Linked DNA regions of Homo sapiens: region 2 is linked to region 1. Evidence: chromatin loops called from intact Hi-C (ENCODE). Cell type or tissue: IMR-90. All regions are shown on one strand. Each heading gives the region's core, and the rest is flanking DNA. Links, peaks and the distances in the headings are about the cores only.

Evidence for each region. Peaks named below come from ENCODE experiments on the same cell type or tissue, not always from the same donor. Only the 100,000 strongest peaks of a DNase experiment are listed, where the experiment ranks them.
Region 2: it touches region 1 in a loop (2.8-fold over the local background); 1 of 110 quality-filtered maps calls a loop at or near these places.

What each region holds. Positions count from the first base shown.
Region 1 is chr7:36,438,749-36,443,148 of GRCh38, forward strand. ANLN (anillin, actin binding protein) reads left to right here. Exons shown (of 24, transcript NM_018685.5): 21 at 456-542. Among named protein-coding and RNA genes, the nearest start is that of ANLN, 51 kb to the left of the region's middle. In IMR-90, for the core only: a CTCF peak has its summit at 2,327 (motif pointing right); no DNase peak of the experiment used is centred there.
Region 2 is chr7:36,649,569-36,653,968 of GRCh38, forward strand. All of the region lies in intron 4 of AOAH (acyloxyacyl hydrolase), which reads right to left. Among named protein-coding and RNA genes, the nearest start is that of AOAH-IT1, 52 kb to the left of the region's middle. RefSeq lists an enhancer at 4,332-4,400. In IMR-90, for the core only: no CTCF peak of the experiment used is centred there; DNase peaks (open chromatin) are centred at 1,983 and 3,973; H3K27ac peaks cover 581 bases.

The DNA of each region.
Region 1 (4,400 bases), core at 97-4,096:
TAATTTTCAAGATTGATTTGGTTGTTTGGGGTCTCTTGCAATTACATATGAATTCAAGGACTGGCTTTTCCATATCTGCAGTTTATTGTTCTTTATTGCTGGGTGGTATTGTGTGGTGTGAATTTACAGGTTGGTTTATCAGTCTCTTATTGAGTATATTCTCCTGTTGATGGAGAATAGATAAACCCAAATATTGTCGTCTGTTTTCTTTCTCACATTAACTTGAGACTTAGGGCTTTTGGTTTTGTCAAGCTTTACCTTAAATGAATTTATTCTTCAAAAGTATTTGTTGGTAAGGAACCAATGGCTTTTTGGCCATGTCTTTTATACTCCAACTTTAGAAAATGCTCTGTTTTCAAGTTGTAATAGTCTCTGTTCATGATTTATACATGATTTATCAAGAAAAATCACACTTTGAACCTGTTTTGCAAATAATTTACCTGTTTTCTTTGCAGGTCCCCTTTTTATCTTCTTTGGAAGGTCATATTTATTTAAAAATAAAATGTCAAGTGAATTCCAGTGTTGAAGAAAGAGGTTTTCTAGTAAGTAACATCACTTAGTCTTTAACTTCCTTTTTTCCATTTTGTGAAATACAGACTTGTTTCCCATAGGAATGAAATCCTTTGTGATTAAGTAATAAGTTGGTTCAGTAAAGATTTGTTTTATGTCCTTTATATGCCAATCACTGTGCTGCCATTGGAATGTAAAAGACCACAAAAAATAATTCCTCTGCTCATGAGTTTTTAGTTTAGAAGAGAGAAATACAAACGAACAGACAAGCACAATATAATACTCTAATAGGAGAAAACAGGGTGCATCGGTGTCAATTGGTGGGACACCAGGTCTTGACTGTGTGTGGGGTGGGATAAAGGGAACTGCTGAGAGAAGTAATTTCTAAACTGAGTAAGTTAATCTGAGAGAAAGATGAGAAGTGCTCCAGATAGGGGGAGAATGTACAGTGGCTTGAAGGGCCCTTCTTTGTCACTCCTACCCAAAGAAAAGAAGAATGACACATGCAGACAGTGGAAGGTATTTCAGGATAGCTAGAGCTTAGAGTTTGAGGGCATGCATGTGATTGGTGGGTGGGGAATGAGGAGGAAAGTGTGGTTAGGGGAAATGGGGCAAGAGTTCAAGGGCCTTTTAAAGAATTTGGACTTTATCCTAGAGTCAGCGAGTTACTCTTACAGGATTTTAAGCAGAGGAAATTATCCAACTTGGGATTGAGAAAATCATTCTGACCAATGTGGAAAGCAGATTGGAGAATGACAACCCGAAGAAGACTAGTCAGTTCCCACCAATGTGGGAAATTTTAATGAGTTAAGTTTTACGTGATTTGAATTTTAGATGCCTGGAAACATGTGTGAAAGTTCTGGGTTTGGAGCTCAAGACAGACATTTAGTAGAGGTAAAGATGTGGATATCTGCAGCATGGGGAAGCCCAGGGCAAGTGAGGGAAGCAGAGCCAACTCACTGGAGGAGTGCCAGCATTGAAAGGACGGATGGAAGGAGGGAAGCCTCAGAGGAGACTGCAGGGAGAGAAACGGAGAATCTAGCATCATGGTTGTCAATAGAAGAGAACATTGAAAGGAGGGAGTGGTTGAGTTAGATCAGATTCTGTTAGGACTGTTGGACTTATTATTGGGTGATCATTCTGGCGCAGGTGAGGGCAGATGCTAGACTGCAAATGGGTCCAGAGTGAGTGGGAGATGAGGAATGAGCACAGGAGCTTGGAAACTCTTGGAAACACTTTGGCAGTGAAGGAGTAAGGAGAGAAGAGTGTTGTGCTTGCAGAGGTATGTAGGGTGAAAGGAGGATTTTGTCAACATTTTGTTAAGATGGGAGAGACGTAAGCGGCTTTAAATGTAGATGGGTAGCTTCTAATAGGGCCAAAGAGATTGAAGATAGAGGCCATGGAGGACCTGATCTAGGGCTTATGGGGTAATTCATAGAGCAAGGTCATGAGAATGGGAAGAATTAAGCCCAAGCCACAATTCACAGGATTTATTTGATACAGAATTTACAGTTTTCTCATTATCAGAGGAGGAAAGTATGTGTGTAGAATGCATAGAAGATTGTGAGTATGGTACAAGAAGTAGAGAAAATCCACTTGCTTTGGTGTTCTCTGTGAAGCAAGAACTTGAATGATGCAAGGGATGTTACAAGTCAGTTTGTAACTGCTGTCAAAGGTTCAGAAAGAAGAGCTAGATATTAAGGAAAGCCCGGTGGTCTAAGTAACTGTAGCCAACTTCCCAAGGATTGGGAATTGCTACTTATTAACAGTATTTTTTCCTTCCTTATTAGGTTTTATCACATATAAATCCAGCAGGTGGCACTAGATAGTCTTGGAAGAGTGTAAATTTCTGACTTGAAGGCAGTATTTGCCTAATGACCTTTTCTTTTCATGTAAACATTTTTATATTTTATTGTTGATGCCTTTAGCAATGGATAGGCTCTGTTAAGATAGCTGGTCCATTTGCATATAACGTCTCACCTAATTAGTTTTTTAGATGGGCTCTTAACGAGCTTGTTAGATCTCTTCAAGTTTACTCTGTCTTGAATCCTGTAGCCCATTCTTCTCACATTCACACTTACAAAAATGTAGTAAGAAAGAGCTCTGGATTCCCCGACATAACTTCTGTCCTCTGCCTAAACATTGCATTTTAATTGCCTCTACCCCCTATAAAAAATTAGAGGTAGTAATGGAAATGTAAGCTCCTCAGCTCAGCTTCCTTTCCTGATGTGCCAGGGCTGCCCTGGAGGAGGGCGACTCCAACCAAAGAGACAGGTAAGTGGTTCTGACAGGGTGCCGGGCTAGCTCTGCCTCCACTGAGGAGCAGCAAGAGGCAGGCGCTCTGGATTGGCAGCCAGAAGGTTCAATTTTTGTGGTCTGTGTGATGTCACTTAATTTCCTTGGCCCTCTGTTTCCTCAGCTATAGAAATGAAAAGGCCGTCCTTTTCTTATTCCTCTCTGATTATAGTATGATGTCATAATAGCTGGTGTTAATCTTGTTTATCAAAAGTTACCTTGTCTGTTTATTACCTTTATGATGTAAAAGGTGAACGTTAACACAGGAGGGAGCTGGTGAGTGATTTGTGTTAACTTTCATGCTTGAGATTGAAATAACGACATTCCTTTCTTTCTTCCTTGGGGAGCTGTAAGCAGTGTTGCCTAGAAAAAGGCTGCTTTGGGAGGAAAATGGAAGGATTAGGGGAGGAGGAAAAAGGTGAGGCAGGAGAGCATATGGTTGGAGCAAGCCAATTAATCTGAGGTGTCAATCTAGCTTGGTAACATTTGCTCCCACACGTCATGGCCAGAAATTAGACTCTTGATTCAAGCCACCTTTTGGGAAATTTACATAAAACAGTGAATTGAGAAGAGTGTATATCCTATTGTCATAGGGTTGGAGTAAGGACTAGTTGAGATAATTTAAAAATACTTAGAGGAGTAGTTGAGATAATTTAAAGATATGCTTAGAATGGTTCCTCACAGCAACAACCAAGTAATACTAGTTTATTCTTAGCTTCTCAACAATCAGAGAAGTAAAGTTGGAATATGAAGGTAATCTAAAATCAAACGCAAAGATGCCTTTGGATCATCTGTATCAGAGGGCAGCACAGCAGCCCTCACTGACTGTTTTTATAGTCTTTGATTGGAACATAGGCTGATCTGCTTACTTAGCATCTGTGACTGCTTCTGTGCCACAGCAGCTGAGCTGAGTAGCTGTGGCAGGGACCGTATGGCCCAAAGTCTAAAATATTTACTCTCTGGCCCTTATAGAAAAGGTTTCCCTGATCTACAGCATTGTTATGTTTTTACCTTGCTTTGTTCTTTAACACAGAAGTTCCCAGATGAATGTTGTTTTTTTTAATTTTTATTTATTTATATTTTTATATATTTTTTTGAGACGGAGTCTCACTCTGTCACCCAGGCTGGAATGCAGTGACGTGATCTTGGCTCACTGTAAGCTCCATCTCCCGGGTTCACGCCATTCTCCTGCCTCAGCCTCCTGAGTAGCTGAGACTACAGATGCTCACCGCCACGCCTGGCTAATTTTTGTATTTTTAGTAGAGATGGGATTTCACTGTGTTAGCCAGGACGGTCTCGATCTCCTGACCTCGTGATCCGCCCGCCTCGGCCTCCCAAAGTGCTGGGATTACAGGTGTGAGCCACTGCGCCTGGCCTTTTTGTTTGTTGTTTTTTTTTTTAAATTAAAAGTGAGGGCTTCTATATAGATTAGGGCTCTGTTATGACTATAACTAAAAAATAGTGGGGGAAAAACTCTTAGCTTCTACTTACCCTGTTTAAGTGGAAGTGCTTCCGTGGAACAAAACCAGATGTTATTAGTTGCCTATTCTGGAGCCCTGTTTCTATCCAGCACTACTGCCTTGCCTACCTTTAGC
Region 2 (4,400 bases), core at 287-4,286, 210 kb after region 1:
TCTATCGCCTGAGAGCACAGCAGGAGGGATAATGATCGGGATGTAAACCCAGGCATTCTAGCCGGCAATGGATACCCTCTTTGGGTCCCCTCCCATTGTTTGGGAGCTCTGTTTTCACTCTATTAAATCTTGCAATTGCACTCTCTTCTGGTCTGTGTTTGTTACGACTTGAGCTGAGCTTTCACTTGCTGTCCACCACTGCTGTTTGCCGCCGTGGCAGACCTACCGCTAACTTCCATCTCTTCAGATCTGGCAGGGTGTCCGCTGTGCTCCTGATCCAGTGAGGCGCCCATTGCCGCTCTCCATTGGGCTAAAGACTCACCATTGTTCCTGCATGGCTAAATGCCTGGATTCATCCTAATCGAGCTGAACACTAGTCACTGGGTTCCACGGTTCTCTTCTGTGACCCATGGTTTCTAATAGAGCTATAACACTCACTGCATGGCCCAAGATTCCATTCCTTGGAATCCGTGAGGCCAAGAACCCCAGGTCAGAGAACATGAGGCTTGCCACCATCTTGGAAGTGGCTTCTGCCATCTTGGAAGCGGCCCACCACCGTCTTGGAAGCGGCCCACCACCGTCTTGGAAGTGGCCCACCACCGTCTTGGGAGCTCTGGGAGCAAGGACCCCTTGGTAACAAGAACACTGTTTTGAGAAAATCCGTAGAAAAAGAATGAATTCCAAATAGTTTGGGTCTAAAACTTCTAGTTCTCTCTGTCTTTCTAAGAGGCCTTATTCCTAGGGGGCTGGGGACTGGAAACCCAATAGCTGAGGTTAAGTTGATAAATCAATCAGAAAAGGGGTAGAAATCAAGGAATGGTTGGGGAAAAGGATGCAGTTAGAGGGCAAGTGGGGATGCATGGTTTTGGATGTGTGGGAGGTGAGAAGCAAGAGAAGGGACAGTGCTTTCAGACTTGTCAATGACAGCTTTCAGGCTTAGGCCAGCCTCCAGCACAACAGTTCTCACCCTTCAGTGCTCGTCAAAAGCGTTATGCAAATGCAGATGCTCAAACCCTACCCAGGAATACCAGAGCAGGCGCCCTGGGATGAACCCTATGTTTATTTCTGAAAACTGCTTCACATTCTCAAAGAAGCCGAATGCTTTGAACTCTCATATAGTCCACTGAGACCAGATACATCCTCACAAGGGAGAAGGTAAGGTATGTTCAGGACTGCCGTTCTCATCCTATTTTTTACTAAACAAATCTTACAGAGCACCTACTATGTGCCAGGTACTATGCCAGTCCAGGAATAAGATGGTGAGCAAGAAAGACACGGTCCTTGTGTTCAGACGGTATCAAAGAAATAAAGTGGTGTGAGAGAGCAGGAAAGGGGACCTTCTTCAGAGAGGTTGGTCAGGGAGGGTCTTCCTGGAGAGGGGGTACTTAAACCAGCAGGGGAACAAGGCGCTGGCCATGCAGGGAACTGGGAGTTCTAGGGAAAGGGCCCAGCACAAGGGGCTGACGCAGGCGAGGTGGAGTGTGCTGGGTGAACTCTACTCTACCCTGAAGGAGTCACCTCCACTCCTGTTCCCTCCAGGACCAGCTCAGCCCTCGTCTGCTGGGGTTTCTGTTCCTCCTTGCACCCTGTGTGACAGCACTTCTCTCTTCCTCACTGTTTGTCTATAGCCTCCTGCTAGAATATCCATTTACATTGCTATCGCATGCCATATGTGCTGGAATACTGTTCTACTTAATTTATTCTACATAAATATTTGTTGGCTGATAAAAAGAAAAACAATTATTCTGTAGAAAGTATGGGACTTCAGGAAAGTCTCTCAGTTCTCTAGGTATCAGTAGACTTATTTATAAAATGACAGAATCATATTTGTCCTACAGACTTGGGATAGTTAAAAAAAGATAACTTATTAGGGTACCCGGCTGTGGGGATGGTACATGGTAAGTGTTCAAGAAATGTTTGTTGAGGTATGACTAAGTAAGCGAACATGTCAGTGGTTTCATTGTTACTGAGAAAGTTGGGATATTGTGCAAGATTCTTGAAAATTAAGCTGTTTATGATATTTTATGAAAACTAAAACTAAAGCTGCCTTTAATTCCCTCTGGCTCTGAGAAGTGACTATTCTGAATGTGCTCCAGAATCTATGCTAAACACAGGCAGTGCTGATGTGAAGAGCTGGAGGTCTAAAGTCCAGGGCCCTGGGTTGAGTTCAGATTCCACTCACTACTTATGAGCTTTGAGTAAAGGCTTTAAGCCTCAACTGCAAAATATGTTTGATAATTTTACCTATAAAATAGAGTTTGACCTGTGATACTGGGTTAAAATTAGAGATATCAGTATGAGCTCACATCCACATACACACACACAGAGACACACATACAGACACAGTAACAATTGTAGGTATTTGTGTATACATGGGTTGTATACACATATACTTTACTTAGCACTCCACAAAGAAGACCAGGACCTAAGAAGGCCAATAAGCAATGACATCCCAGTAGCAATGGGCATACCTAGCACCCAGATCTTGGTTTCCAAATACCATTTTCCAGTAAAAGGAACCAGGTCTCCTTCGGGACATGCTGATTCAAGGACAGGGGCAGAAGAATATAAGATAACAAGATGAGCCTGGATCATCTGGTAGTACCAGAACATAAAGTAGTATGGAACAAAAAAAAAATAGGACAGAGGCATGTCAAAAGGACACAGGAGCCACCCTAAGCTTCCAATGGTAGCAAAACTGGAAAACTGGAAAAATTTGTGCAATAAAATAGTGTATATTTGAATTATAACTCAAAGTATAAAATACGTATACATGAATCTGTGCTAATATAAATAAATGATTGGCTAATTCAATAAATTAGGGAGGAGAGAGATGTTTTTTACATAGAAGAATTTCAAAAGATATGTGTAGATATTCCATGTTCTGGGAGCAGGGGCTTGGTCCTCCCTGGCCTCACTGAGTGCAGGCTGGACTTAAAGACTCACTTCTAAAGAACTGAGTAAAGGAAAAGGGGGAAAATAGTGACTTTGCAGTTGGGAAACCTGGCAAATGACCCTTTCACCGAGTGATGAAGGGTGATCTCACCAGCAATGCCATGTGGCATCATTTAACCCTGATAGGATGTGATGAAAAGGGTGCTTCACCTCTGTGGTGTTCTTTCCAAAAACCCCTAACACTGTCGAACCAAGATGAAGACATCAAACAAATCCCAATTCGAGGAACATTTTACCGACGTACTTAACCTGTATCCTTGAAAACTGCCAAGGTCATGAAAAACAAGGAAAGATGAAGACTCTGTCACAGACCAGAGGACACTAAAGAGACATGAAAAAGAAATGCAATGCGTGTCCTCGACTAGATCCTGGAACAGAAGAGGACATTAGAGGAGAAGCATGTGTAATCCAAATAAAGTCTGGACTTGATTTGCTACTAAGGTATATACAGTAGTAATACTGACTTCTTTAGTTTTGACTAAGTAATAGTAATGTGTTCACATTGTGGGGAATTAAACTTGGGTGAACAGTATACTCTCTTGCAGTATCCTCACAACTTTTTATAAATCTGAAATTATTACCAAAAAACGTTTATTTGAAATAACAGAGTTTGGGGGAGACTAGACAATAACACATGTGACAGTGTGCTGTGAGCTCATAGGGCTAAAAACAGCATTATGAGCATCAGGTTCTTTGGATTGTGCAGAATGAAATTTAGTGATTACAGAATCTCAGGAAGTGTCCAATTTCCTGTCTATCTGTGATTCTTTTTCTAAACACTACCACCTGAGACAGTCTACTAAAAGAGATGCCAGGTATTTTATTTGACACCTAGTGTTTAAAAAATAAAAGTGAATTCCTGAGGTCAGCTTGTTTATTGCTTAGGCGAAACATAATTTGTCATGCGTCACTTTCTCATATAAAGAGTGAAAATTTACTTCTTGCCAAACCCATTTATGTCACTTTCCTGGTAGTTTGGATTCCAGGGAAATATGATTCCCTGTGCATACACACCCTCCCCCACACTCAGCATCAGAGAGCTTTTGGTTCTTGTAGAAATGCAACTCACTGTGGGAAAAGCTGTTTCAAAGTCTGGGTTGCTTTCCTAAGGCAGCAGGTCTCCCTGCCACCCAGCAGTTCAGGAGGCCCCAGGGAAATAAGGAGAACCTCTCTCCACACAGGGCTTACATTCTGAATATGATTCTCTTTTAATGTAGATCAAAGTGGCTGAAGTAAGTCTTGAGTGTGCCTTGGAGATGTTGGTAAATGCAGCATGTTCCTCCAGCACTGCTGTGGTTAGGAAAGGAGTCAGTTCAAAGCTACGAGGTCTGCCTGGAGATCTCAAGTTCAGGGACCCAAACGGGAGTGGCTTAAAGCTAAGGAGGCTCCAGGATGCTTCTGGCTCAAGCAGGGGCTCATGCAATGTAACATTCTGATCCAAAAAA